Linked DNA regions of Homo sapiens: region 2 is linked to region 1. A link is an interaction called in ENCODE POLR2A ChIA-PET data of the cell type or tissue named here. Cell type or tissue: MCF 10A. All regions are shown on one strand. Each heading gives the region's core, and the rest is flanking DNA. Links, peaks and the distances in the headings are about the cores only. Region 1 overlaps GNAI1 (G protein subunit alpha i1). Region 2 has its middle 150 kb from the start of GNAI1.

Region 1 (16,049 bases), core at 2,443-10,442:
CAAAATCCAGTGTCATTTCTTAGCCATATCTTCAAAATCCAGTGTCATTTCTTAGCCATATCTTCAAAATCCAATGGCATAAAGAAGTTTTTCACAAGGGTGCCACATGGTGTAGTGCAGCATGTCCAACAGCATTGCCTGAACAGATGTTAATAAGTATGCATGATGCACATTAGCATGTCAATGGCTGTGAAAAGCCAGTGCAGTAAAGAAGTAAAGAGCTCTCTGTGTGTTAACCCTCCATTTCACAAACATAGGAACTGCACAGACACAGCAGCCACTACCCAGGTGTGAATGCAGAGCACTTAAAACGTAGCTAGTCCAAAGTGAGTTGGCCTATTAGTGTAAAATACAAGAGTTCAGATACACAGAATTTAAAAATTACATGTTGAACTGATTTGTGATATATTGGGTTATATAATTTTAAAATTCTACTTTTTTTTACATTTTTAATGTGGTTTTGGAAAATAGGTACTCATGTGTCTTTGCATTATATTTGTATTTGGGAAATGAAATGCTTTATTTTTCTTCCACAACAACTCTATTTGCATTGCATGGAAATGTTCCCAAGTTTTAGAGAAACACATACAAAAACTAAAAAGGATAGAATGCTAAAATTTGAATGTGGAAGATGTGGGTCTTGGTGTCTTGAATAAATCACACCTTCAGTGACTTTCTTGGGAAATGGTGGGCCTCAGTAAAGACTTGGACTATTCCAGTTTTAAATGCTATCGTTTGGTTTGGTGTAATATAGCCTTTCCTGTGGGGGGAAAACCCATCTCATTTTCACTTTAAATATGTCAGCTATAATAAAAGAGAGACATACACATTTTAAGATCTATACTCTAAAACAGGGTTTTGAAATTAGCAGCTCTCTTTATTTTTAGTTCCAATACATGGAGGGGGAGTTGACCCTTCAAGATACTGGAAAATTATTAAATCCAGTTTACAGACTCATCTCTTTAGTCTGCAGCCAAATCAAAAGATTAGTGGGGTTTTTTTTAATGTTGTTATTGTGTTGTGTTTTGTTTTTTTAATATGTTTCAATTCCCCTAGCCAAATTCCTTTCTTTCTCCACACCTCCCACAGGACTGGGCTGAGCACAGTCATGCATTAAAAAAGCTTCTGAACTTATTTTGGAAAGAGTAGCTCCCTGGAGTGTGGAGGAGGACAGGAATTTGCTATCTGCAGGACTTAAATCAGGATAGAGTATCAAATATTCCAAGGCCTTACATGCATGTTTTGTTTTTTGATAAAGACAGAAGATTGCAAATGGTTTGCTCTTTAACAGTCAATAAAATCATATCTACTAATCAATACATTTGAAGTTTACTAGATTCTCAAACTTTCCATAAGATTTGAGTTCATTAGTTTAATGGGATCGATCTGAGAAAAATTAGATTTATGTGCAGATTTTAGCTACCCTTGTCCTTGGAATGTGTATGCACACACACACACATCTGTGAGAATGATTATTTTCTACTTGATACAGTGTGCATCAAATAAAAGTTTACTATATTGGAATATGGGAATAAATTCATTTATAATTAGTTGAAATTGTCCAGACACATATTTTAGAAAAGTATGTTATTTTTGTTTTAAGTTTGGAAGAACCTGAATGATTAAACCTGATTTAAGTCCCTCTAACAATTATGAAGAAAAAAAAAGACTAGATTTTATATCAACTTAATTGTCTTTTGGTTTAAAATTATGTATCCAATAAAGACATTTAAAAAGTAAATTTATGTCCATATTATTTTTAATAATCCAGCCTTTGAAAAAAATCATTGGCCGGGCACGGTGGCTCAAGCCTGTAATCCCAGCACTTTGGGAGGCCGAGGCAGGCGGATCACGAGGTCAGGAGATCGAGACCATCCTGGCTAACACAGTGAAACCCCATCTCTACTAAAAATACAAAAAAAAATTAGCTGGGCATAGTGATGGGCGCCTGTAGTCCCAGCTACTCGGGAGGCTGAGGCAGGAGAATGGAGTGAACCCAGGAAGCTGAGTTTGCAGTAAGCCAAGATTGTACCACTGCACTCCAGCCTGGACGACAGAGCAAGACTCCATCTCAAAAAAAAAAAAAAATCATTTTTTAATCACATCATGTTCCTATTTATACACATCATTAAGGTAATTCTATTTTTATCTCTTGTATTAAGTTGGTTGAATGCACTTTATTTAAATACATTATGGTTCACATGGAAAGCAGAGCTTTACATGGAAGAAAAGCAGCATCAATCCTACCTAATTTCTTGGGATCCAAGTTTTTTTTAGGACTGTGATTTTTCTTGGCATTAAGTATGTGGATAATCAAAATCAAGGATTATTCTGTTTACTAACACATATTTGACTGGCAATCTCAGGCCAGGGCTGTTTTAAACACGACTTATCTCAAATTTAGCGAAAGAGTTCACTTAAGTCATATAAACGCTTCATCTTTTCTAATTAAGTGTTATCTCTTTTTTCCATGAACCTTTGGCAAAAATGTCCTTTGTGTTTAGCTACTGTCAAGGACAGTTTGGAAGCATTTGACCCGTTAAGGAAAATACAGCTGCTATCTCCACTTATAGACATTGTGGCAAAGCTCTAATGAAAAAGCAACTTTAAAAATGTATATGTTTCTTCTAATAACTCATTTCACCAAGTCAATTTAATACTTTTAATTTAGGTCTGAAAAGACTAAGGACAACATTTGGTGTGGATAGGTTTTTAAAAATTTTGCCACAGAGATTTGGACAGAACAAAACTATTATATTGACATTATTATTTTTACTCCAAACCCTGTTTTTCCACAGTATTTAGGAATAAGAGTGTAAGTGTGTGAACTCAGGTGTCATTTACTTTTCAAATGACAACTTAGCACCTTTGCTGTGAAAAGTCCCATTTAGGGACACAAAACAGGAATAGTAATGAAGAGGCCAGACTGTCTGAAACTGAATCCTGGCCCTGCTGCCTCCAATTGTGTGACTTTGAATAAGTTACCTGGCCTTTCTATGCCTCAATGATTTCCATATAAAATGAGGATAACATTAGTGCTGTCCTCCTGTAGTTGCTGCAGGGACTCATGAGTTATTAATGTAAGGTGCATGATGTGTGCCAGACACATGGTAATTGTGATGGAACTTTTAAATATAAATTTCATCATAGTGATGTTGGTGATGATGACAAATATGAAGAATAGAGAGGAAAAGAAAACGGAGATAGACATTTAAGTAACTAATTGTAATTCAAGGCAAAACAAAATGGGTTTGGTGACCGTCTGTTCCAGCACAGTTCCAGTTTATCTCTATTGTCACAGCATGATTATTAACTTCATCCCATTGCAGTCTCAGAATGGATCTATAGTCCTGGACATAAGAGCAACCTGATATGAGAGGTCACAGGACAGACTTAAGGCCTTACGAAGGAAAAGACTTTTGAACTGACCCATAAAAGGAACAGGGGCAGAGAGGGAAAGTCATTTCTCTGTCTGTTGCCCAGCTCTTCGTGAAGGGGAGCTAGAAGAAGCTACATTTTCCTTTAGTTTTCAGCAGAGCAGAAAAAAATTCCAAACAAGACTATATTAATGTTCTATTGCCACTGTAACAATTTACCACAAAATTACTGGTATAAAGCAATATAAATTTATACACTTAAATTCTGGAGGTCAAAAGTCTAAAATGGGTCCATGGGACTGCACATCATCTAGAAGCTCTAGGGGAGAATCTGTTTCTTTGCCTTTTCCTCTTTCTAGAGGCTGTTCACATTCCCTGGCTCATAAGCCCTTCCACTGTCTTCAAAACCCAAAGCCTATCCTCTTCCCTCCAATCTCTGCATCTGTCCTTACATTTTCTCTATATGTGTTCTGACTCCTGCCTCTTTCCTATAAGGACCCTTTTGATTACACTGAGCTCATCTGGGTAATCCGGAATAACCTCTGTAATTTAAGAGGCTTAATTTAATCACACGTGTAAAATCCCTTTCACCCTATAAAGTAACATGTCCACAGCTTTCAGGAATTAGAACATGGACAACTTTTGGTGGGGGCGGTGTGTTATTCAGCCTACAACCGAGACTCATTTTTCTGGTATCAACAGTACAGTATTTAAAGTCAAATATCATCCTATTAAAGATGAAAGGTTCAATGTTTTAACAATCTCAGGCGCAGAGCTGTCAGCTAACTGCAGTTTCCAAAACCAGAATCAGGAATTCTCTGAGTTACTTTAATGTGACTTTTTAGCTATATGTTTAGGAGAATACCAGTGCAAGAAATCCTCATTATCTGAGAGCAATTGGTAATGGAAAGGATTTTAAAGTTAGACCCTTTAAAATAGGAAGAGAAATTCACAATAAATAATCATAAACAAGGTTGACTGGTTTATTTTTTGACAAATGAAGTGTAACATTCTAAAAATATGCTTTTTGTGCTTAACAAAATTTAAATTACAATTTCAGTTGTGCTCTGATTTGTTGAACAAAGAGTAAAGTAAGTTGATTCTTTTAGTATGGTATTTTTCAAAAATGTCAGAGCATGACTGCCTTCCTATTTGGCTTTCACAGAATGATCATAAAGTGTTATTTCTGAAAATACATTTGAGGACTTTCCAGGTTTTTCAAAGACCTCCCTTAATAATTCACTTCTGAATAATTTTGTTATCATTCTTATATTCTTTATTTTTAAACAATTCTCATTCTGTGTCTTCATTTTTTATGGGCTTTGATTAAAGAATTTCTCCAGTATTACTTTCATCAATTACATTAACAATATATTCACAATATTTCTAATTTCACTAACAGTTTATTTGAATCATATTTGCACTGAACATCAAACCACACAATGCAAATAGAATAATAAAACTTGGATGGGCAAAGATGTTGCTGTCATTGGTATGGCTGTGTACTCCTATTAATAGAAGAGCACTGCTTGAGCAGAGACTAAATCAAAAGTTCCGAATGAAATTTTCATTATATGATGCCTTTTTCTTCCCCATGCAATCTTTTTTTATAATGGGTAAATCAAATAATAAATACCCAGGTAATCAATCTAGCCTTTTACTTGAATAGAGATGTTATAACTTGAGGGAAAAAAGTTGGGACTAAAAACTCCATTTAATTTGTCAAAATTATGTTTTTTATGTTACTATTATAATAATTATATTCAATAGTGTAGTGATCAATTTCTGACAATTTTTTCCTTACCCATAAGCTCCATGAGGGCAGTAATTATGTCTATAATGTTCACTATTTTGTCCCAAACACTAAGATACTGTTACAGAATAGGCAGTCGTTCAATTTTCAAGCAGGAAGCAAACCATCAAACATAAAAGATGGTTATGTTGAGCAAGTACTCACTTATAGCTATAATATTTACTATAGAGAATTTGTTATATCCATGTGAACCTAGAATTCATTGTAGAAAGTGGGAGAATTCAATAAAAATATTTTGTCACTAAGACTTAATGTAGAAAGAAGTATAATTTCTTCTCCTTATACTTTGAAGAACATTCTTGGTGGTAATTCAAACTCAACATTTCCCACATTTTTCCACTGAATATAGTATTATCCAAGATAGGTATTTGGAGAAAAGGGAAATTGTTTCATCAAACAAATTTGTAAATAAACAACATACTATACCCTCCTCTTAAAGTTCTCTAAGTCTTGCTGCAAAAAAAGAAAAATGTTTCATTGGCTATGTTTATTTGATAAGGAGACATCAACTCCCCCTGCCCCCCAAATACCAACAAGGACACAATGAGTATACTTAGAATAGTTTTTAAGTACTTCCTGCATTTTTCTCCTCTTCCCACACCATCTCTATTATTTTGAGCTTTAAGAACTTGGCAAGTAGAGAATGGAGGGAAAAAATAGAAAAGTAGGTGAAGAAAAGAAGAGAGAAAAAAAGAAGAGTGGAAATGTTCAATAAATACAGATGGGTGAACAAGAGGCTGTACTCTGGAGCCAGGGTTTCAGGGAGAGGAGAGACTTAGTAAAACTGCTGGAAGAGGTGGGTGGTTTTCATCCACAGGAAGGCTTTTTCAGGAGGAAGCTATCCAGTGTTTAAGGATATGGTAATAAATGTCTGTGGTTGTTTGCAGAGAACAGCTAAGAAAGAGTTGGTATTTTGGTCCTTCCTCTCAGAAAGCCTCTTGGATTCTTATCCAAATGAGTCTTCACCCGCCTAGAGTTTTGTGAGCCAGGGAGTTAAGGGATAGCCATGGAGATTTACGGACTTTCACTTATGTAACTAACCCCACCTAAGTGAGTCTTTATAAAAATTGTTTATGAAATTGTATATGTGTTTGTGAATGGGTATGCACAACACATAATGTATAAGATACGCATGCATGTGTGCATATGGAATATATGTAATATATGCATGTATGTCTTAAAGAAGAATAAAGCAAACACTTGTGTTCTCTATGATATATGAAGTTACAATATCTGGAGGCTACCATGTGCCTGTCCCTGATCAGTCCCTGATCACAGCTCTCTCTATTCCCTACAGAGCTAAGCAGGATCCTGAAGTTTGTGTTCATTGTTCCTTTGTGGTTTTTTAAAATTTATCACATATGTACATACTCTTTATATATTTTTCTTTTTTTTTTTTTTGCTTTTTTGAGATGGAGTCTTGCTCTGTCACCCAGGCTGGAGTGCAGTGGTGTGATCTCAGCTCACGGCAACCTCTGCCTCCTGAGTTCAAGTGATTCTCTTGCCTCAGCCTCCTGAGTAGCTGAGTGCCTCTGGGACTACTGGCATGCGCCACCATGCCTGGCTAATTTTTGTATTTTTGTAGAGGCAAGGTTTCACTATGTTGGCCAGGCTGGTCTTGAACTCCTGACCCCAGGTGATCCACCGGCCATGGCCTCCCAAAGTGCTGGGATTACAGGTGTGGGCCACTGTGCCCAGCCCTGTTTTTCATTTTTTAACTTTAGATATATGACCTCCAACTGTAGGTGTCCTTCTACAACTTGCTTTTGTTGTTATTCAACATTGTTTGTGAGATTTATCCATGTTGGCATGTCTTGCTTTTCATATACTTTCACTGGTAAATTTTAATTGATTGTATGAGCATGTCATAATTTATTTGGTAATTCTCTATTGTTAGACATTTTGATCATTTCCCCTTCTTTGGTCAATACTGCTGTGAATCCACTCATCTGGAGCTGCTACTTGGGGAATGGAAATATTTGATACAAACATACTTGTATCTTGAACTTGGCTAGATGTGAAATTACTTTTCAAGGTGGACATAGCAATTTATACTCCTGTGCACATTTTATAAAACTTGCTGTTTATTGTTATACTCAAGAGCACTTGGTATTGTTAAAGTCGTATCCAATATGCAGCAGGGCAGCAAAATTTGCACCATGATCAGCTGCTAGGGAGACAGCTTGTGAAATTTTGAGCATACTCTCTAAAAACATGTCTGCACTCTGTCTCTGTGAGTCAGCATGAGTTCAGCCCCAGCCAGTCTGTATGGTGTCCTGTCTTAGGAAACAATGTTTGAGAACAGAAAGATTTGCTTAAGATCTTTATTTGAAACTGAAAGATGGCCACCACTCCATCCTGTGCAGGTATCTGGATGAGCAAGGGCGTGTCTGCAAGAGGGGGAGAAACCTCTGACTGTGTGAGATGCACATGATCAAATCAATGGTGTATGGGGACTCATCTAACTTTACAGTTCCCTTTTCCTGTTTGGTATTTGGAAACAGAACTAATCTCTCTTTATATATGTATTGAGTTAGCCCCTTGGTTTTTGGACATTTCAGTGTGGGGCGTGAGTATAGCGGGCTATCTCAAAAAGGGAAATAGAGAATCTCACGAGGTATAAGGAAGAAAACTTGAAAGCTTAAGTGACTATCTGAAAAATAAGAAGTGTGATTGTATTTATGCTGCAAACAAGTTAAACAGGTGTTGCCAAGTCCACAACAGGTGATGTAGAAACCCTCCTTTTGCTTCCTATTTCATTCATACTAAATCCAATTTAAACTTCTCTCATAAACTGTACCCTAACGCAACCCTCTCATAACTAGCCAGCTTTATTTCTCACAACTCCCTCCAAAATTTCATCTTGTCTCATCAGTTTGGTCTCAAAGCCTTGTGAATATGCCAAGGTTTATTGTCAATATTTTCCTTTTTCTGGCATGACCTTCTCACTTCCTTCTCTGATGTAAGTAGTCTGAGGTTATACTCAACAACTCTTCCTTAAATCACAATAGCTGCAAGCCTTCACCAACCTTGCTTATAGAAATTCTAATAGATCTAAGGACCTCGCTTTTCTAGATATTCCCAGTATCTTCTTGTGGTGAATTATGAAATGTTTCCCATTGGTCTTACACTTCATGATTCCAAGGAAGCAGTACCTCAAAGCTCCTAGAGGTCAAACTTCATTTCCAAACCCCTTTTGTCCAACAGTTGACCATGATCCATGTGGCATTGCCAATGATTTATTGCCGTTCTTCTCAGTGGTGCAACTGGACATACACTATCACTGATAACTTTGCTATAAGTCCTAATAATTCTGCAAGCCTATGACTCACCTGAACACCAATCATCTCTTTCTGAATTTCTGGTACTACTGCTGTCCCACATGCTCTCCAGGATCCTGAAGAAAACTTCTGTCAATGGCTCCATCCATTTCCTGGCTCCTTTTTGTGAAAACAGGGTGACTATCCATTAGTCAACACCCACTTTGTAAAAGAAACCAAACATAAATTCAAGACAGTTTAATAAGTACGTATTAACTCCTGTAACTGGCAAGTCTGAGCATGGGGTAGACTTTGAGCACATTGTGATCTAGAGTTTCTAACAAAGCTGTCATTCATACTCAGCTTTTCTATGACTCTGGGCTCTGCTTTCCTCTGTGCGATGGTTTCATTCTTATGCAAGCTTTTTTTCCACACGGTAAGAAAAATGGTTCCTGTCAGCCTCAAGTCATTATTCTCTATAACTTATTAACCAAAAGAAAGAGAGTCTCTCTCTTTCCCAGTGTCTAGCTAATCTCATGGGGGACTGAGACAGGTATTTCTGGGATCATATGTCTAGCCCTTGGATTATCCCCCTTGCTAATCAGGAAGGTAAGTTACTGTGATAAGCTAGGCCAGGTCTGGGGCAGAGCCCTGTGGCTAGAGCTGGTGGAACTATGTAATTGACAGGCCTCCTCAGAATCACACCAGATGGAAGAGGAACATTTCCCGAGGAAATATGATGAATGAAGCATGCATGCATGCATATGTGTGCATGCAGACACATATACACACAATATCCCCTGGAGTCTTCTTGATTAAGCCCAGTTAGGAGTTCTACACACTTCCATGGCCCTACATATAAGAGCTTTTTAATGGTTTAAGCTCTTTCTTTCTTACAGTACAACTTGTCAAACTGTCACTCTCTAAGTTTTCCCTCAATGCTAGAAGGACTGCTTAGAAAGTTCTGGAATTAAGTGTGTAATGTGCCTGAAAAGTCGCTTTCTTCAAATAACTTAGACCTTGGCACTAAGTATGGTTCACTAGCCCAGCTTCCCTTTCTGAGGTAAATTTCTTTTTGAGGAAGAGAAGCTTGAGGAAACATAAGCTTCATTTAATAGGTTCCACTTGTGTCAATTAGGCTTTTATGCATTTAAATCTCAGTGATCAAGGTGTCGGTGCCTTTTCCCCCTGGAGGCTCCTAAATATAAATGAATACGTTGGGTAGAGTTGCTCATAAATCCACCCACTAGCACCCAGGTTCTAGCTTTGGAAATAGATGGTGCCTCACTCCAGTGCTCAACACAAGCTGAGCCCCATGTTTTAAAACTCCAATGAGGTCCCATATTATTTTCCCAGGGCCCATTTAGATCCCTCCTGTATCTTTAACTTTTCCAGTGTTTATTTCAGCTGACATTGCTCTACAGTCTCCCTGAACTGTTAGGCATTTATAGTCCTTACAATTCAGAACACCCATCCAGCACAGTCATTGTATGTTCAACAAGAATGTGTAGTTATCGAAAGAGCCATACCTTATACATACAATACTGCATGTTGTATGTGTTTAATACATACTTTTAAATAGTCTTGAAGATACACACATCGGTCACTCATTTTATATATACATTTTTTAAGCTCACAAAGTTCACATAGTTCAGAAAATAATTCTGAGCAATCAATTTCCTGAGAGATAGAGGAAAGCTCCCAGCAACACTCCCCGTGATTTTCCTCAACTTTCTTGGAGTGAGATATGTACTGATGCATTTAAACTAATGCTTTTCAAATTGTTTCACTGACTATTAATTCTGCAAGATGTCTTTCAAAATATTTCCAAAGAAATGTTTACTATTTCTCCCTTTGGGAGATTTACAAAGCACATCACCATAATAAAGATTCTGAATATGACTGCATTAGAGAAAGCTACTTAATTTAACACAGCACCTCACAAACTTGTTCCACCAGAGAAATGAATTTATATGAAACATGTATTAACCTCTTGTACATTTAGCGCTTGAGGAACACAGTATGAGAAGTGCTAATAAATTGAGAGATGTAGACTTTTTTTAATGCATCAATTGCATCTCAAATGTTTGCCAGTAAACAGTTACTTTATGTAAGATGGAAAGGAAGGGATTAAAGTGTTAGGATGGTGTAAGAAAAAGGACATTTACCTGGGAGATCAGTTTTTCTGGGCCCTATGTCTATCATAGCACATTTAATGTGCAATTTCACTTCTGATCCTATATTACCTTATTGATTTTATTCTTTGGTTCACTTCTTGATGATTTTTAATTTGTTATTTGGTTGCATTACCTGTGTTTAGGTTGTTTTAAATTCATCCTCTCATTTACTCAATAAAAGTTTTTTCAAAACATATAACCTCTCTGCTAGCTGTGGTAATGAAAAATTAACAATAGATACATGAAAATACCTTCCCTAATTTTCCAGCCCACTGGAGATTTCAGTAAGCAATTACCGCAAGCTATAAAAATTCTAGGGCTTTCCAGAGAGTGCTATCTCAAGCTCAAATAATCAGGTAAGTTTTCTTGGAAGAAATTGTATCAAAGACTTGAAGGATGAATGAGTGATGGTGAGGTGACCATCTGTCAGAGGCGGCGTTCCAAGTAAAGAGAACAACATGTGTTCTGCTGATAAGAAGAGAGAAAAAAACATGCTGGGTTCAAGAAACCTAACATTTAGTACGGCTACATCATTGAAGGGATTCAGGGAGGGGAATAGTTGATAAAAGATAGATGAAGCAGGGCTATTACACAGAGCTTATGCAGTGCTTTGCAAGTCATTTTAAAAAGTTTGAACACAATCAAATTTGCATTTAGAAAGATAACATTGACTACAATGTGAAGAATGGGTTGAAAAGGGATAAAACAGAGCAAGCAGATCAGTACTAGCGGTGTGTTTAATAATCCAAAGAATAGTGGGCTGATTTTTAAATCGAATATACAAGTTTCTAAAATGGAGCAACTCAGATGAATGCCACTCTAGTAGCTAGGTGTGGGAATGAAAAAGTAACAATAGATATACGAAAATATCTTCTTAATGTTCATCTTCTTTCTGGCTCTTGTAGCTTCAGCTATTGAAATAGGAACAGCAAGAAAGCAGGGTCAACGAAAAGGGGGGCAACAGTTATCACCACAGATTAGTATATGCTTAAGACATGGTAAGAAGTTGATCTATGGAACAAATATGTGTAGCTTATACCAGTGTCTCTCTATCCTGCCTGCTCAACAGCCAGAGAGCTTTGGAAAATTCTGATACTAGGGCCGAGATTCTGATTCAATTCAATTCTGATTATCTGGTTTGGGGTCTTATAAACATCCCCAGGTAGGATTAGAAGGCGAGAGTGAGATCCAATGAGAACCAATGAGTCTACAGATAAATTCAGACCTATCTATTTTAGCTTTGTTAATTTACATTCCATAGTCAAAGGTAGTTTTCCTCAAATTTTAGCAGGCATTAGAATTACATGGGAGGCTTGTGAAACTCAGATCGATGGGCCCTACTCTGAGAGTTTATGATTCAGTAGGCCTGGGTGGGACCTGAGAATATACATTTATAACAAATGCTCAGGTGGTGCTGCTATTGTTCCAGAAACCAAGATTTCAGAACCACAAGTCTAAGAACCACTAGTCACTTTGGAAATAAGAACTTCATAATTTCTTTTTTGCTAGTGGAACAATATTTTCTTATTTTATTCTTTTATTTATTTAGATGTTTGGAATTGTTTTAGTTTCCCACCTGTGCACTGCACACCAAAATGGAAACAAAATTGAGAAACTATGATATGCTTTTATTTTATTATAGACATGAGAAGTAAATACAGGGCTTAGAAGAATTTCCTCAAAATATTTTCTATGCTGAAATTTCTTTTAAAAAATTTATTCTGATTCAAATAAGGAAGGAAACCCACATTTTAAACATGATGCATATGCCGTGGGAGAAAATATAAAATAATCTGATGATTCACCACTGTTCATGATTTAGCAAAAGCTTGCCCACCATAGTTACTAGAGTGGCATGTCTGCCTTATGTTTCTCTCTGAAGTGAGTCTACAGCTTATACCAACACCCAGTACCTGGGGTTGGCTGGCTGGCTCACAACTCACAGTCAGAATCAACTACATTGTAGTCTGTGCTAATGAGTTATTTTTATGTGACATTATTGTTGTTCTGATTTTTTAGGAACCTTGGTTAGTTTATAAAAGACTGTTTTTTAACAGCAAAATATTACCAAGAAAATTTTGATTTCATAGTCAAATCTGACATGTTTCTCAAACGCACACAAATCATTTCAAAGTTTTAATTAAAAGTAAAATCTACGCTAAAAAAACTGCACATGGATTAATCACATCAATTATAATTTAGAAATTATATACAGACATGTGTTGCTAAATTGGGAAAAGTTCTGAGAGATATACTGTTAAGCGATTTTGTTGTACAAAGATTATAGACTGTACTTCCATAAACCTAGATAGCCTACTACACACTTAGGTTATATGGTACAGCCTATTGTTTCTAGACTACAAACCTGTACAGCATGTTACTGTAGTGAATACTATAGTGAATACAGTAGTGAATACTGCAATGTTAACACAATGGCAACTATTTTTGTGTCTAAACATAGAAAAGGTATAGTATAAATATGTTATAAAAGATAAAAAATGGTATTGTGTATTGATCTGTTCTCACACTGCTATAAAGAACTACCTGAGACTGGGTAATTTATGAAAAAAAGAGGTTTAATTGACTCACAGTTCTGCAGGCTGTACAGGAAGGATGGCTGAGAGGCCCAGGATACTTAGAATCATGGAAGAAGGCAAAGGGGAAGAAAGTATGTCTTACCATGCTGGAGCAGGAGAAAGAGCATGAAGGGGGAAGGGCTACATACTTTCAAATAACTAGATCTCGAAAGAATTCACTCGCTATCAGGAGAACAGCAAGGGGGAAATCTATCACCCTATGGTCCAATCACCTTTCACCAGATTCCTCCCCTAACATTGGGAATTACAATTCAACATGAAATTTGGGTGGGTCACAGAGCCAAACCATTACAATCTATATAAGACACTTATCATAAATAGAGCCTACAGGCCTGGAAATTGCTCTGGGTACGTTAACGAGTGAGGCCTGGCACAGTGGCTCACACCTGTAATTCCAGCACTTTGGGAGGCCAAGGCAAGAGGATGACCTGAGGTCAGGAGTTTAAGACCAGCCAGGCCAACATGGTGAAGCCCTGTCTCTTATACTAAAAAAAAACAAAAATTAGCCGGGCACTGGTGGCTGGCACCTGTAATCCCACCTACTTGGGAGGCTGAGGCAGCAGAATCGCTTGAACCCAGGCAGCGGAGATTGCAGTGAGCAGAGATTGCACCATTGAACTCCAGCCTGGGCGATGAGTGAAATTCCATCTAAAAAAAAAGTTAATGAGTGAGTGGTGAGTAAATGTGAAGGCCTAGGATATTATTGTACATTACTATATATTTTATAAACTTTATACTTAGACTACACTAAATTTATAAAAATATTTTTATTTCTACAATAATTTAACCTTGGCTTATAAAGTAACTTTTAACTTTATAAACATTTTAATTTTAAACTTTTTGACTCTTTTGTAATAACATCTTAAAACACAAACATTGTACAGCTGTAGAAACTATGTCTTCTTTCTTTATATTTTTGAAAGGTTTTTCTTATTTTTAAATTTAAATTTTTTTTTTTTTTTTTTGCTTTTTAAACTTTTTTGTTAAAAACTAAGACATAAACATACACATTATCCTAGGCCTACACACAGGGTCAGGATCATGAAGACGTCACTAGACAGAATTTTTCAACTCCATTATAATTTTATGGGACCACTGCTGTGGATGTGGTCCCTCATTGACCAAAATGTCATTATGTGGCACACGACTATATTAAATTTTAATATGAATTATTAGAAATTTAAATTTTTTCATAAAATTAATTCTTAAGGAATATAAGAGCCACAATGTCAAAGGTCTTAGCATTACCCTTTCTGCTTAGCATGTAACATTTCTTGTGCCTATTGGTGAATGAAGCATTATGGATAGGAAGAAATTTTCATACTGAATAATTTCCCAAAAATACATTTTTTCAGAATAAGTTTGGCATGTTTTTTACATACCATACATTTTTTTCTACCAATATCATTTTTAGCAGTAACAAAATGAAATCTACTCAATGCCCCAAAACGTAATGATCACTATAGATTTTACTTCTAAAAATATACCAATATGAAATATCACAGGAAGTATGGCTATAAAAGCAAAACTCTCAAAATAAAATGAAATGTTGCAGTTTTGAAGTTAAAGAGCCAACTGACTTCTTCTCAATTAGAAAAAAATCTGGCTAAGCAGATGGATCCTGTACTGAGAGCCCCAAGGCCAACAGACTTGGCTTTATTGGACCATGACCATTAGCCATAGCTATGCCCTTTTCTTGTCATTAACTCATATTACTTTACCAAACTGGAATATTCTAAAAATAAGGTAACTATTATATTAGTTTTTGGGAGCATCATAAAAACTGACAGGAAAAGCCAACAAACCAATACTGTTTATTACTTATCATTCCAGATTGTCACCAAACAACATGAGAAGTTTTCATCAATTTTGGATGCTTGCCGAATTTCATCTTTACCCCAATTTTTCTTGATAGTCCCTTCTTTAATAAGATGGTCCCTGTAACCTCCAAAATTCCATTATGAAAGAAACAATATTGTTTCCACAATCTTGCTATTGTGAAAACATGCACTTAAGAACTCATAATTTATCTAGAGCAGTTTCAAAATGTCAGGGTAATAGGAAATTATTTTAAAATATGTTAAAATTGCAGACAAAAACCCTGTAACCTCTGTAAGCTCCTCGAAAACTTTACTGTTGATTATTTAAATTATCATTTGTGTCAGAATTTGTGGAGTATTTAATTGCCAGCCAAGTAAAGAAACGTTTACTACCAGTACCAGTACAAGACATTGCACTAGATACTTTTCAACATAGATTTAATTTCATTCTGAGTACATATATTATCTATCATTACTTATTCATAGCTTAAGAAGATATATTTTAACTCAAAACAATAATAGAAAGCCTCAATAGTTAAACATATATTCCAAATTAGCCATTAATAGAATGTAAAGATTGCATTTTTACAATAAAAAATAAAGAAAATCTATGACTAGAATTAGACGTTGAGACAAAATAGGATGTTATTGGATATTACACTTTGATGTTTTAAGTATTTATGCCAACAATGGAGATAAACTTGAAATATTTGTCTCTAGCCAATGCAACAAATGCATGGTGAACATGGAGTCCCAAGAAAGGCTGTATAATATTATTTACGGTTTTTGGAAGTGGCTATAGGTTGATAAATAAGTAATTTAATCATAGCACTTTAGAACAGGAAGAGAAATTAGAGATAATCTACTTCCACATGAAGTAGATTTATTTTACCCATGAAGCACAGAGCTAATACCAGTAATGCTTGTAGGTCTACTTTTGTTGTATTTACACTTGAAGTACAGATAGCACATCTGATAACACATTCTCATATAGTATAGCGTAAA
Region 2 (16,049 bases), core at 3,630-11,629, 55 kb after region 1:
TTAAAGAGTGAATTTTAAAAACATTTTAATGTAATAAGTTATCTATTTTTATGCATGTATAGTCAGGAGAACAACAAAATTGGGCACAATAAAATTGCTGTATAAATATATTGTACTGGAGTAGAAAGAGCAAAAGATAGAAGGCATAAGAAAGATGGACAAGTTTGGGGTAACCATTGCATGCCAAGACTTGATCATTCAGGAGCAAACTTTCCCAACTACTCTGCCAGAAACTCAGTCTCCCGTTGTGATAAAACAGTCTTCACACTCTCATATTTCAGAGCTGACATGTGTTTTATCCTATTTATTCACTCACTCAAGCCACTCTATTATTTAATGACTAAGCCTTCAGAGGCCATTTAAACTTCAGTTTATGTGCTTGTTTGATCCTGGCACAAATACCTTAAAGGTTAATTTAGATTTTCATCGTTTCACTTGAATTTGTTTCTTAATGAGTCATCCTTTCAACTAATATTTATGAACTGTGTACAGGGTGTTACTATAAACAGCAAACTTGCTCTTCCCTTAACAAAACACACTTATAAAACTTTTATCTTCGGGTAAGACTATAAATGTGTGTATACATACCACAGATTGGTGTGTGTATGTAAATACCACAGATTGGTATGTGTAACAGTTTTTAACTTCATAGAAATTATTGCTAGATAAAAAGGTGGTTTTATTGAAAAGGAGCAGCACACTCTCTTTTTCTAGAACACACTGATTCCTGTGAAATAACTTGCAGTATGAGATTGGCTGTTCTTGGACCATATTACAAAAGAGCTTAATTATTAGAGTAAACAAAGGTATGTATTACATAGAGCTCTCATTTATAAAGATGGGGGTCAGAGCTTGGGCCCAAAATCTAATACAGTATCTTCCAAAATTGATTTATGTTCACTTCGGTTTCTCCAACTAAAGAAATATGATTTCATAATATTGAACAATACTCTTTAGTTTCTATGTGTCTTCATTTCTTACTTAAACTCTGTATTCTGGCTTTTATGATTCAATTGTTAGATTAAACAACTCCAACTTTGGTTCCAGGTTTTATGTTTGAAAATTCTGATGTCAAAAATGAAAGCACATTTTCTTAGTTCAAACAACAACAACAACAAACCACAAAGCAGGTTAAATGTATTTCTCTGAAATTAACTGTCACCCTTTTCTGAAGAGTGAACTGTATTTGGATTGTGTGACAGAATGTGCTCTTTTAGTCATGATTTATTGCTGTTGTTGAGACTGCTCTAAGAATGCGATTTCAGGGTATTCTAAAAAATGAATATTATTTTTTAGAAATGTGCATTCAGTTTATTTACTCGTCTGCTTGGCCAGATGATAATATCAGAATGACACTGCAAATTTTTTTGTTATCAGGATTTTAATAAAAATGAAATACAGATAATTCAGGAGTTAGAAAAATTTATTTATTTATTTATTTATTTACATGGTCAAAACTAAAAAGAGAGGACTGCAAGCAGAATCTTGGCTAGAGAAATGCCAGACAGAACTGAACATGCCGAGCACTAGTGATAACTGTAACACTGAAGGAGTGAATGGCACTGTAAAATTGTCTTATGTGCCTTTCATTTGTTTCTTTGATATGTGCCCATTATTTTGCATAAACATGCAAAGTGGAATGTAAACTAGAGTCATAAAACCATAAAATTCAGATCTGGAATCTCTTAATTTTAATAATGAGAACCTCGGACTAATTAGTCAATGTTAGGTCTCTTTATCCACATTTTTCACATATAACTTTATGGAATTTTCAATTCCCTTACACAGATATGTAATTTTATAGACCTCATTATTGTGATGTACATCACAGTGCCAAGTTGACTTTGTTTTCTAATAAAAGCTTTCCTTGCCCTTTTAATTTTTATCTTAGGAAGGAAATGATTGTAAAACTATCTAAATTAATACATTGCCCTTTGGAACCATATTATTGATGCCTCTTAAATAATTGTTTTGTCCTTTAGTGAGGAAACAAACTCCTCTCCAGTCATTTTTTTCTTTGTTTTTCTATTAAAATGATTCGAATAGCCTTGACCTATGTGTGTTTATCAAATGCTTGTTGAGGAGTTATCGTCTAGACTAGCTAGTGAGCTTAAGGACTGAAATTGTGGAACCACAGCTGACGCAGCGCTTGCCTGTGAAGATGCCTGCCAGAAACTATGTTCAAGGTTGCTCCATAAATAGTAAATCTTTTTCCTGTGTAGTCTTTAATAGGAGCTTAAAATGGATTTGTAGAGGGCCCTGTGGATTGAACAACAGGAAATTTTAACCAAGTCATTAATAGCTAATGATGTGAACTGTAGGCAACTATCCACCGTCAGTCATAGGAGTAAGAGGAGACAAAGGCCAGATCAAGGAAAGGGAGGGTGGCAGCTTTTACTGCAGCAACTTCTCACTTCCTGCCTAATATATTTGTTATTCCAATGATAAACATAATTCACTGGCTCATTTACTTTTCTCTTTATTTATTTATTTATATATTTATATATGTGCTTATATATTTATAGTTAAATAGAAATGTTTATTTCTAATAAATACTTCTAAATTTATTGTGTTGTTTCCTTGTGTTTTATATTACTTTAAATAACCATAAAACAGCTTACATATTCCTTTTTACATTTGAAGCAAATATTTGTTGAAATGTACTCTGTTAAGAATCACATATCTGATAAACATCTTGTATTCAGAATATATAGAGAGCTCTCAAAACTCAATAGTAAGAAAAACAACTCCGTAAAAACAGTCAAAAGATTTGAAAGGACACTTCACCAAAGAAGGTAAATATACACATGAAAATATGCCCAATTTCATTAGCCATTTGGGAAGTGTAGGTTAAAACCACAATGAGATACACTAGGTATTTATTAGAATGTTTACAACTGAAAAGTTTGACCAACCAAGTATTGGAGAGAGTGTGAAGGAAGTGGAACACATGTATATTGCTGGGAGGGAATGTAAAATAGTACAACCACTTTGCAAAACAGTTTGTCGGTTTCTTCAAAATATTATACCTACACCTACTGTAAGATTTAATAATTCCACTCTTCGGTATTCAGTCCAAGAGAAGTGAAAGCTTATGTCTATACAAATACTTGTATATGAATGTTCAAAGCAGCTTGATTTGTAATTGTCTCAAATTGGAAACAACCCAAAGGTCCATCAATAAGTGAATGGATAAACAAATTATACGATATCTATAGAATTGAATATTACTCAGCAATAAAAAAAGAACTACTGATACTGCAACAACTTGGATTAATTTCAGAATAATTATTCCAAGTGAAAAATATGACAGTGTTTTCCCAGAGACAATAGTGTTACAGTATGATTCTGTTTACATAAAATTCTAGAAAATACAAACATATCTACAGAAAGATTATTAATTGCCTGGTGACATGGATGAGCGACTTCAAAGGAATACTAAGAAACTTTTGAGAATAATATACATGCTCATTAACTTCATTGTTATGATATTTTTATGGGTACATACATATAGATATGTAGTGTGTCAAAACTAATCAAATTGTATATTTACATGTGCCCAAGTTATTGTATGTCAATTATATCTCAATGAAGCTTTTATGTGACCTTCTTTGTTTAGTAATTTATTAATAAACACATCTAGACAATAAAGAATCTGTAAGAGATCAGAGGCTGCCATGTTTGAACTTTATCCTCAGTTCAATTTGTATCAAGACTATTTTAGAGGTATCTTCCTAAACTCCTCCTCTTTCTTTTCTTTCTTTTTTATCTTCTCCTGTTCTTCGCTTTCTCTGACTCGTCTTTTCTCCTCCCTTGCCTCCTTTATCTCCTGTTCCTGCTCTTTTCCTTCTTAATCTAAAAAACTTCCAACTTAGTTTCTCTTACATCCCATTAGGGTCTTTTTCTTTTCCATTCTTTTCTGCATTTATGCTCAGCATAATAAGCATTGCCTATGGACATGCCTGTGGTTCTTGGATTTCTGCAGCCATATGAACTGTGTTGCATCTTGTGTTGTGCGACAACAGATCAGAATCAAAATAATAAAAACACGCACTATTGAATTTCAGCTTAAATATCACATCTTCAAGGAGGTCTTTTCTCACCTTACACTCAATGTGGTTCCCAGCTCTCCTTTCCCACTGCTTTCTGACTCCATCTAACATAATATTTTTATCCTTTATTGTGAATATTCATTACATATGAGCCTCCCCTTTTGATTTGCAAGATCTCTGAGGGGGATCCTTGTTTGCTGTGAAATACATGCTAGTACTGTATTCTCTGCTTACTGTGAAGTAAATGCTAATACTTTATTTGAATGAATTGAAAGGATACTGATTAGATTAGACCAATCTTACCCAGACTATCTTGGATAAATTATGACCAGAAACCCCAGAGAGAATTCTTCTTAGATCAATATCCACCTACTATATGGTACTAAATCAAGTAATAAGGAAATAGTTATTCATTTACTTGTTTATCAAATATTTACCATAGGGTACTGAATTTTTCCCTAAGGAATACCAAGAATAAATAGACATTTCACCTGTCCTTATTTACAGTATAGTTAAAGCTATATATAGTATAGCTAAAACCTACACATTAAAAGACAACTAACAATGCAAGAGAGCATGTGAAAACTGCTAATGAATGTAATGGATAGATCCATTAGTTATTCAGAGCACCTAGAGATCACATAAGAACAAAGTAGTCAGGGATCACCGGGAGACCACAGGAGTATCATCTGGACGAAATTAAATCTGAGACGCACTTTGAAAAATAGATATCAGGAAATTTGAGGTTTGTTTACTACTTTTGGAGACTCAAATACACAAGCTTAAACACAAAAAGAGTTTATGTTCTCAAGTGAAAAAAGTTTAGAAGCTGTGATAGAATCTGGTTGGAATTATGGCTTAAATTAATGTTCCATGAAATCATCAGAGATCATGATTTCTTTTCTTTTTCTGTTCTGCACACATGCTTTCTATCCTCAAACATATCTCATGGTGTAATATGCATCTAGCCATTCATTGCATTACATTCTTAAAGGCACTAGGATATAAAGAGTAGGAGCACTATGTTTTTTGCTATTTTTCTTCCTGTTCTATATATAGCATGTATAACCATGATGATATGGCTTGGCTCTGTGTCCCCACCCAAATCTCATCTTGAATTGTAATCCCCACGTGTTGAGGGAGGGATCTAGTGGGAAGTGATTGGATCTTGGGGGCAGTTTCCCCCTGCTGTTCTCCTTATAGTGAGTGACTTCTCATGAGGGCTGATGGTTTTAACGTGTGACACTTCCCGTCTCTCTCTGTCTCTGTCTCTCTCTCTCTCCCATCACCATGTACGACATGCCTTGCATCCCCTTCACCTTCTGCCATGATTGAAAGTTTCCTGAGGTCTCTCCAGCCATGTGGAGCTGTGAGTCAATCAAACCTCTTGTTTATATATTACCCAGTTTCAGGTAATATCTTAATAGCAGCATGAAAACTGGCTAATACAGAAGACTGGTAGCAAGAGTGGGGCACTGCTATAAAGATAACCTGAAAATTTGGAAGCCACTTTGGAACTGGCTAACAGGCAGAGGTCAGAACAGTTTGGAGGCATTGGGAGAAGACAGGAAGTTGTGGAAAAGTTTGGAACTTCCTAGAGATATATTGAATGGTTTGATCAAAATGCTGATATTGATATGGACAATGAAGCCCAGGGTGAGGTGGTCTAAGGCTGAGATGAGGAACATATTGGCAACTGGAACAAAGGTCACGCTTGCTATGCTTTGGCAAAGAGACTGGCAGATGATTTAGGGTATCTGGCAGAATAAAGCGCTAAGCAGCAAAGCATTCAAAATGTGACCTGGATTTTTATGAAAGTGTACAGCCATTTATGTTCAAAGAGATGATTCGGGATTGGAACTTTCGTTTAAAAGGGAAGCAGAGCATAAAAATTTGGAAAATTTGTAGCCTGACCATGCAGTAGAAAAGAAAAATCAATTTTCTATGGAGAAATTCAAGCTGGCTACAGAAATTTGCATAAGTAATGAGGAGCCAAATGTTAATAGCCAAGACAATGGGGAAAATGTCTCCAGGGCATGTCAGAGATCTTCGTAGCAGCCCCTCCCATTACAGACATGGAGGCCTAGGATGGAAAAATGGTTTCATGGGCGAGGCCCAGGGCCCTACTGCTCTGTGCTGCCTGGGGACATGGCACCCTGAGTCCCAGCAGCTCCAGCTCCAGCCATGGCTAAAAGGGGGCTAAGGTACAGTTCAGGCCATTGCTTTAGTGGGTGCAAGCGCCAAGCCTTGGCAACTTCCATGTGGTATTTGGCCTGCAGCTATGCAGAAGGCAATAATGGAGGTTTGGGAAACTCTGCCTAGATTTCAGAGGATGTATGGAAACACCTGTATGTCCAGGCAGATGTCTGCTGCAGGGGCAGAGCCCTTGTAGAGAACCTCTGCTAGGACAACGTGGAAGGTAAATGTGGGGTTGGAGCCCCCACACAGAGTCCCCACTGGAGCACTGCCTAGTGGACCTAAGAGAAGAGGGCCACTGTCCTACAGGCCCCAGAGTGGTAGATCCACCAACAGCTTACACCGTGGGCCTGGAAAAACTGCAGACACTTAACATCAGCCTGTGAAAGCAGCTAGGGGACTGTACCATGCAGCTCCACGGGGACAGAGTAATATACATATATATATATATATATATATATATATATATATATATATATATATATATACACACACACACATATAAAATAAGGAAATGTACAGCTATTTAGTAGTTAAGTTAATGTGATAGTTATAGAACCAAAATAATAGAATTAGTTATTGATATGTCAACTACACTGAAAAATTTTTGAACAAAATTATTACTTGAATTCTGAAGCTTCCTTGTATCTTAAACATTCTTGTGTAGAATACCCACACACCAATAACTGCATTTTTATAAAGAACTTTAAAGCTTCTTTTATTGTTGCTCCTCTCTTTTTATGTAGGAACAACTGTGTGTGTGTGTGTGTGTGTGCGTGTGTGCATTCTTTCATTATTTAGATAGTGAGGTTGAGTAAATTACCTTGATTAATTGGACTTAATGTCTACTAGAACATTTTTTCAGTTTATTTTCTTTGGCTAGAACACAGAATAAAAAGTAGAAAACAATAACCCTTGTACTTTAAGTAGAGCTTCACTACATTAAATAGTGTATTTGATGGCAAAACCAGGCTGTAAGCTGAAATTCAACTTCAAATTCTTTGCAAACTCATGTCACCCTGTTCTGTTCTATGTTAGGCAATTGACCCAGCAGTAGCCAGATAAAAGGGCTTAGCATATGAGTAATTTAGACCACATCTGTGAAACTCATATGTATACTCTGCATGCATCATAAGCTTTTCCCAAAGTAGAAAATGAAATAAACAGAGATAATTATTGCTGCTGAAAAATTCAGTGCTCTGCAAGACAGATTTTATTTTAACTAGTGCATATTACAGTACATTTATGGAACAAAAGACAAGCTTATGTTTTTAGATTTTGTTTTCACATTCTGTGTGCCATGAATATTTTCTGACCTATGCATAGTAAATGCAATAGGGTGTTTTTCCTGCCTCCCCTTACTTTTTCTCTCTAAAAGATTAACATTAAAGGAAAGCATCGGGGTTACTTTCATTTACTTATCAAACATGTGAACATTGATTTTAGTTATTTAACCTTTGCTGAAGAAATGTAGAGGCATATATGGAGGAAAAAGAATGTCAAACCAGTGCAGAATCCTTTTTTATACAATACTGATGAGAGTGTGGATAAACTGACATTTTAATACAGTCATGGCAGAAATGTAAATTTTTCAACCTTTTTAGATACTAATTTAGCAATATCTACCAAATTTCAACATGCACATAAAATTTGGCCCAGAAAATCCACCACTAGGAATTTATCTCATGGATGAATTTACACAAGTATTAAAAGATACAAGGATATTTACTGCAGTATTGTTGGTTTTAACAAAACAATGAAAAGAAATGTTCATTTGTAGGAGAATGGTTAAGTAAACTACTTTTTGTAAAAGCCAGCTAATGAAATAGATATTTATGTGGTGACCATGATGAAAATAAAGTATGCATATGTACTCATATGTATGTGCTTGTATGTTCACAGAAACTTTCTTGAAGGGTGCATATGGAAGAGTTAGCAGTAGATATAACGGGAAAGAAAAGAATTGAAATTTTCTTGAAGGGTACATATGGAAGAGTTAGCAGTAGATATAATTGGAGAGAAAGGAATTGAATTTTTCTTGAAGGTACATATGGAAGATTTAGCAGTAAATACAATTGGAGAGAAAGGAATTGGTTAGGTGAAGCCTTTTAATTTTCTCTGTATTAATTCTTTTCATTTTTGTTTTTCCATAAGCATATACTATTTGAAGAATCATAATACAATATTTATTAAAATTGTTTTAAAACATAAGATTGATACTTTTTTGAAATGCTTAATATGGTTTGGATCTGTGTCCCCACCCAAATTTTATGTTCAGTTGTAGTTCCCAGTGTTGGAGGTGGGGCCTTGTGGGAGGTCATTGAATCATGGGGGTGGATTTCCTCTTTTGGTGCTGTTCTCATGATAGAGTTCTCATGATATCTGGTTGTTTAAAAGTGTTTGGTACTCCCCCCTTACTCTCTTCCTCCTGCTTCGGTCGTGTAAGATGCACCTTCTTTTCCTTCACTTTCTGCCATTATGGTAAGTTTCTTGAGGCATCCCCAAGCAGGTGCCAGCGTCATGCTTTCTATGCAGCCTGTAGAACTATGAGCCAATTAAATCTCTTTTCTTTATAAATTACCCAGTTTTAGGTATTTATTTATAACAGTGCAAGAATGAGCTAATACACGCTCAAAAGCAAAAGTCCTTCAGATATCAAGATTCTAGATTTTCCCAGCTTAAAATTTTATAATTACAATAAACATCATGGAATATATTTTGAACCAAGATAAAAGAATAGAAAAAGGACTCTAATACTAGCAACTTGATCATTGGGAAAAATCAAGAGTAATGGTAGTAGGAACTTGACCAGTCAGCAATAAAAATTGATTCGAGGATTATTTTTAATTATATTTATCTTATTAACTATGATACTTAGGATTAATATTAGAATTATATGAACTTTCTCTTTTCTTATTGGTAGTGAGAAAACATAAATTGCAGCCATGTTTCTTGCATGTAACAAATGTTCATTAAATATTTGTTAACAATTTAATAAGCCTATATAAAGACATTCAATCATTAAATCAAACTGTAATATCTGACCTATGATTTTATACTAGTAAAAGTTAGGGGAGAGAGGAGATGGAGCAAGATGGCTGAATAGAAGCCTCCACTGATCTCTACACAAAAATCACCCTCAAAAGGACCAAAAGTCATGACACTAATCACAGTACCTGGTTTTAACTTCATATCACTGAAAGAGGCACAGAAGAGGGTAGGAATGACAGCCTTGAATTGATAATGCCTTCCCCTGGCAGTGGCTGCATGGCATGAAGGGAGAATCTGTGCATTTCACGGGTGGAGAGAACAGTGATTGTAGGACTTTGCATTGGAACTTAGTGCTGTCCTGTCACAGTGGAAAGCAACAGGATAAGAATTCAGCTGGTGCCACAGAGGGAGCATTTAGACCAACTCTAGCCAGAGGGAAATCATCCATGCCAGCAGACAGAAATTGAGTTCCAGCAAGCCTTGCCACTGTGGGCTAAAGTGCTCTTACATCCTAAATAAACTTGAAAGGCAGTATAAGCCACAAGGACTGCAATTCCTGGGCAAGTCCTAGCATTGTGCTGGGCTTGGGGCCAGTGGACTTGGGGCAGGGGGGCACATGACCTGGAGAGACACCAGCTAGGGCAGCCAAGGAAGTGGTTGGGCCACCCTTCTGCCAACCCCAGGCAGCCCAGCTTGCAGCTCCAGCAGAGACGCCTTCCTTCCACTTAAAGGGAGGAGAAGAAAGAATGAAGAGGACTTTATATTTCAACTTGGATATCAGCTCAGCCACATAGGATAGGGCACCAGGCAGAGTCCTGGAGCTCCCGTTCCAGGCCCTAGATCCCAGTTGACCTTTCTATACACACCCTGAGCCAGAATGGAACCCACTGCCTTGAAGTGAAGGACCCAGTTCTGGCAGGATTCATCACCTGCTGATTAAGAGCCCTTGGGCCCTGAATAATCAGCAGCAGTACCCAGGCAGTACATGCCATGGGACTTGGGTAACACTCAGAAATGTGCTGGCTTCAGGTGTGACCCAGCACATTCTCAGCTTGGTGGCTACAGAGAGGGAGGAACTCCTTCTGCTTGAGGAAAGGAGAGAGAAGAGTAAGGGGATGATGTCTTGCAACTTGAGCACCAGCTTGGCTACAGTGGGGTAGAGTATCATGTGGGATCTTGAGGTCCCTAATTCCAGGCCTTGGCACTTGGACAGCATTTTTGAAACTGCTCTCGGCCAGAGAGGAGCCCACTCCCTTAAAGGGAAAGTCCCAGGCCTGGGAGCATTCACCACAAGCTGAATGAAGAGCCCTTGGTCCTTGAGTGAACATTGGCAGCCTGGCAGTACTCATTGTGGACATCAGGCAGTGGTAGCCATGGGGAGAGACTGCTCTGCTTGTGGAAAGGGGAAGGAAGAGTGGGAAGGACTTTGTCTTGTGGTTTGAGTGCCAGCTCAGCTGCAGTAGAATAGAGCACCAGATAGGTTCCTCAGGTTTCTGACTATAGGCCCTGGCTCCCAAATAGCATCTTTAGACCACCTGAGACTGTGGAAAACTCACTGCTCTGAAGGAGATGACACATAACTGGCTGAGTCTACCCCCTGCTGATTGTAGAGCCCTGTGGCCTTGAGTAAACATAGGCAGTAGCCAGGCATTGGTTACAGTGGGCCTTAGGTGAGACCCCGTTCTGTTCTGGCCTCAGGTCTGACGCAGCACATTCCCAGAGGTGGTGGTCACAGGGGTGCTTGTGTCATCCCTCCTCCAGCTCCAAGCAGCCCAGCACACACAGAGAGAAATTCTGTGTACTTTGGAGAAAGTAAGGAAAGATACAATAACAAATCTGTCTGGTTATCCAGAGAATTCTTCTGGATTTTTACACAAGACCACCAAGGTGGTACCTCTATGAGTCTGCAAGGGCCACAGCATTACTGGGCTTGGGGTGCCCCCTAATGCAGATATGGCTACAGTGACCAAAAACTTAGATCACAACACCCAAGTCCCTTCAAATACCTGGAAAGCCTTACCAAGAAGAATGGGTACAAACAAGCCCAGACTGCAAAGTCTACAATAAATACCGAACCCTTCAATTCCCAGAAAACTGATGAACATCCACAAGCATCAAGACCTTCCAGGAAAACATGACTTCACCAAATGAACTAAAAAAGGCACCAGGGACAAATCACTTTCAGACAGAAAATTCAAAATAGGAAACTCAATGAAATTAAAGATAACACACAGCAGGAATTCAGAATCCTATCAGATAAATTTAAAAAATAGATTGAAATAATTAAAAAGAATCAAATAGAAATTCTGGAGTTGAAAACTGCAATGAACATACTAAATGCATGAGAATTCTTTTAATATCAGAATTGATCAAGGAGAAGAAAGAATTAGCTGAAAAATAGCTATTTGAAAATACACAGAGGAGACAAAAAAAGAATAAAAAAAAAATGAAGCATGCCTAACAAGGTCTAGAAAATAGCCTCAAAGGGGCAAATCTAATAGTTATTGGCCTTAAAGAGGAGGTAGAGAGAAGGATGGGGTAGAAAGTTTATTCAAAGGGACAATAACAGAGGACTTCCCATACCTAGAGAAAGATAGTAATATCTGAATATAAGAAAGTTATGGAACACCAAGCAAACTTAACCTGAAGAAGACTACCTCAAGGCATTTAATAATCAAACTCCTAAAGGTCAAGAATAAAGAAAGGATTCTAAAAGCAGCAAGAGAAAAAAATATATATGTAAATATATAATGGACTTCCCATATGCCTGACAGCAGACTTCTCAGTGGGAACCTTACAGGCCAGGAGAGAGTAGTATAACATATTTAAAGAACTGAAAGAAAAGACCTTTTATCCTAGAATAGTATATCCAGTGAAAATAACCTCCAAACATGAAGGAGAAATAAAGGCATTCCCAGACAAAAAAAAAGCTGAGAGATTTCATCAACACTACACACCTGTCCTACAAGAAATGCTAAAGGGAGTTCTTCAATCTGAAAGAAGAAAATGTTAATGAGCAAGAAGAAATCATCTGAAGGTACAAAATTCACTGGTAATAATAAATACATGAATATCATAACACTGTAACTGTGGTGTGTAAACTACTCATATCTTGAGTAGAAAGATTAAAAGATAAATTGATCAAAAAGAATAACTACAACAACTTTTCAAGACATAGGCAGTAGAATAAGACATAAAGAGAAATAAAACACATAAGTAGAATTAAAAAGCAGTTAGATGACATCAAAGTGTAGAGTTTTTTGTTTTTCTCTTTTCTTCTTAGTGAGTTCGGTTTTTATGCAATTACTGTTCAGTTGTCATCAATTTAAAATAAAGGGTTATAGATATTATTTGCAAGCTTCATGGTAATTTTGAATAAAAGAAATCTTTTAACAGATACACAAAAAATAAAAAGCAAGAAATTAAAACAGACCACCAGAGAAAATCACCTTCACTAAAATGAAGACCAGAACAAAGGAAAAAAGGAAGAGAAAACCAGAAAAAAACAACCAGAAAACAAATAACAAAATGGCAGAAGTTAGTCCTTACTTATCAATAATAACATTGAATGTAAGTGGGCTAAACTCTCCAATCAAAAGACACAAAATGGTTGAATGGATAAAAAGCAAGACTCAATGATCTGTTGCCCACAAGAAACACACATTGCCTATAAAGAAACACATGGAATGAAAATAAAGGGATGAAAAAAAGATATTCCATGCCAATGGAAAGCAAAAAATAGCAGGAGTGGAAATCAGACAAAATAGATTTTAAGACAAAAACTATAAAAAAAGACAAAGAAGGTCATTAAATAAAGGTCCATTCAACAAGAATATAACAATTTTAAGTATACATGCACCCAACACTGGAGCACCCAGATATAGAAAGCAAATATTAGTGCGACAGAGAGAGATAGGCTGCAATACAAAAATTACTGGAGACTTCAACACCCTACTTTCAGCATTGAACAGATCATCCAAATAGAAAATCAACAAAGAAACATCAGACTTAATTTTCACTACAGAACAAATGGACCTAATAGATATTTACAAGAGAGATTAGCACATAATTGGGGTTTTATTCCTGATACAAATAAGAAAGGCAAATCTAGTGAAGAAATTTGGACCTCTCACTGCTTATAAGGAATTGAATCATGAGAAATTGTGCTTAATTTTGTCTTCAAAATGATGGGTTTATAATTTAAATGATTATGTTAGTTTTCAGTCATAAGTCAGGATTGAGTGAGTTTGGGATTCAGAAGCTTTTCCTGGGGCCTAACTCCTGCTGGTTAGGTTCATCTATAATGAACCAAGTGGGCTACCTCAGGAGTAGATGATGGTTAAAATGTTTTCTTTTTATGCATATTGCCTACTATATTTGTCAGTTTAAAAGATTGGTGTTGGGACACCTGGATTTGTGCCCTTCAAATTATACAAACAATCAAAAAGCCAAGATAAATAACAAACAAACTCAGTTTTTCTCACACTTCTTATTTATGTGAAGTGAAGAGATGTGGAATAATGCCCTTTTCACCTGTGGCAGGTGGGTGTTTTTCTTTGTTTGTTTGTTTTTAATTAGGATCTTGCTGTCATTCAGGCTGGAGTGTGGTTGTATTAGTCTATTTTTACACTGCTAATAAAGACATATCTGAGACTGAGCAATTTACAGAAGAAAGAGGTTTATTGGACTTACAAAATTCCACATGGCTGGGGAGGCCTCACAATCATGGTGGAAGGCAAGAGGGAGCAAGTCACATCTTACATGGTGGCAGCAGGCAAAGAGAAAGCTTATGCTGGGAAACTCGTATTTTTAAAACCATCAGATCTCATGAGACTCATTCACTATCGTGAGAACAGTGTAGGAAAGACCCACTCCCATAATTCAATCACCTCCCACCAGGTTCCTCCCACGACACATGGGAATTGTGGGAGTTACGATTCCAGATGAGATTTGGGTGGGGACACAGCCAAACTATATCATTCTGCCCCTGGCCCCTCCCAAATCTCATGTCCTCACATTTCAAAACCAGTCATGTCTTCCCAACAGTTCCCCAAAGTCTTAACTCATTTCAGCATTAACTCAAAAGTCCACAGACCAACATCTCATCTGAGACAAGGCAAGTCCATTCCACTTATGAGTCTGTAAAATTAAAAGCAAGTTAGTTACTTACTAGATACAGCAGAGTTATCGGCATTGGGTAAATACAGCCATTCCAAATGGGAGAAATTGGCAAAAACAAAGGGGCTACAGGCCCCATGCAAGTCTGAAATCCAGTGAGGTAGTCAAATCTTAAAGCATCAAAATCATCTCCTTTGACTCCATGTCTCACATCCAGGTCATGCTGATGCAAGAGGTAGGTTCCCATGGTCTTGGGCAGCTCTGCCCCTGTGGCTTTGCAGGGTACAGCATCCCTCCTGGCTGCTTTCATGGGCTGGTGTTAAGTGTCTGCAGCTTTTCCAGGTGCATGGTGCAAGCTTTAGTGGACCTACCATTCTGGGGTCTGAAGGATGGTGGCCCTCTTCTCACAGCTCTACTTGGTAGCGCCCTAGTAGGGACTGTGTCTGAGGGCCCTAACTCCACATTTTCCTTCCACACTGCCCTAGCAGAGGTTCTTCATGAGTTTGCTGCCCCAAAGCAAACTTCTGCACGGACATCTGGGCCTTTCCATACATCCTCTGAAATCTAGGCAGAGGTTCCCAAACCCCAATTCTTGACTTCTGGGCACTGGCAGACTCAACACCATGTGGAAGCTGCCAAGACTTGGGGTTTGCACCCTCTGAAGCCACAGCCCAAGCTCTACATTGGCCCCTTTCAGCCATGGCTGGAGTGGCTGGGACAAAGGGCACCAAGAACCTAGGCTGCACACAGCATGGGGACCCTGGGCCCGACCCATAAAACCACTTCTTCCTCCTAGGCCTCCAGGCTTGTGATGAGAGGGGCTGCCGTGAAGACCACTGACATGCTCTGGAGACATTTTCCCCATTGTCTTGGGGATTAACTTTTGTCTCCCCCTTACTTATGCAAATTTCTGCTTGACTTTCTCCTCAGAAAATGGGATTTTCTTTTCTATCACATTGTCAGGCTGCAAATTTTCCAAACTTTTGTGCTCTGCTTCCCTTATAAAACTAAATGCCTTTAACAGCACCCAAGGCACCTCTCACATCCAGGTCATGTCTCTCAAATGCTTTGAGAGGTCAGCATCCTCTCAAATGCTTTGCTCCTTAGAAATTTCTTCTGCCAGAAACCCTAAATCATCTCTCTCAACCTCAAAGTTCCACAAGTCTCTAGAGCAGGGGCAAAATGCTGCCAGTCTCTTTGCTAAAACATAAGAAGATTCATCTTTGCTCCAGTTCCCAACAAGTTCCTCATTTCCATCTGAGGCCACCTCAGTCTGGACTTTATTGTCCGTATTGCTATCAGCATTTTGGGCAAAGCCATTCAACAAGTCTCTAGGAAGTTCCAAACTTTCCCACACTTTTCTGTCTTCTTCTGAGCCCTCCAAACTGTTCCAATCCCTGCCTGTTACCCAGGTCCAAAGTCACTGCCACATTTTCTGGTATCTACAGCAGTGACCCACTCTACTGGTACCAATTTACTGTATGAGTCAATTTTCATGCTGCTGATAAAGACATACCTGAGACTGGGCAATTTACAAAAGAAAGAGGTTTATTGGACTTACAGTTCCACATGTCTGGGGAGGCCTCACAATCATGGTGGAAGACAAGTGGGAGCGAGTCACATCTTACATGATGGCAGCAGGCAAAGAGAGAGCTTGTTCAGGGAAACTCTCATTTTTAAAACCATCAGATC

What was found. ChIA-PET counts read pairs that join two places held together with the same protein. Peaks named below come from ENCODE experiments on the same cell type or tissue, not always from the same donor. Only the 100,000 strongest peaks of a DNase experiment are listed, where the experiment ranks them.
Region 2: POLR2A ChIA-PET joins it to region 1 with 5 read pairs; 2 of 35 experiments call an interaction of 5 or more read pairs at or near these places.

What each region holds. Positions count from the first base shown.
Region 1 is chr7:80,224,441-80,240,489 of GRCh38, forward strand. It overlaps GNAI1 (G protein subunit alpha i1), which reads left to right. Exons shown (of 8, transcript NM_002069.6): 8 at 1-1,741. Among named protein-coding and RNA genes, the nearest start is that of GNAI1, 98 kb to the left of the region's middle. In MCF 10A, for the core only: no CTCF peak of the experiment used is centred there; a DNase peak (open chromatin) is centred at 7,441.
Region 2 is chr7:80,277,756-80,293,804 of GRCh38, forward strand. No RefSeq gene overlaps it. Among named protein-coding and RNA genes, the nearest start is that of GNAI1, 150 kb to the left of the region's middle. RefSeq lists an enhancer at 5,716-6,217. In MCF 10A, for the core only: no CTCF peak of the experiment used is centred there; no DNase peak of the experiment used is centred there.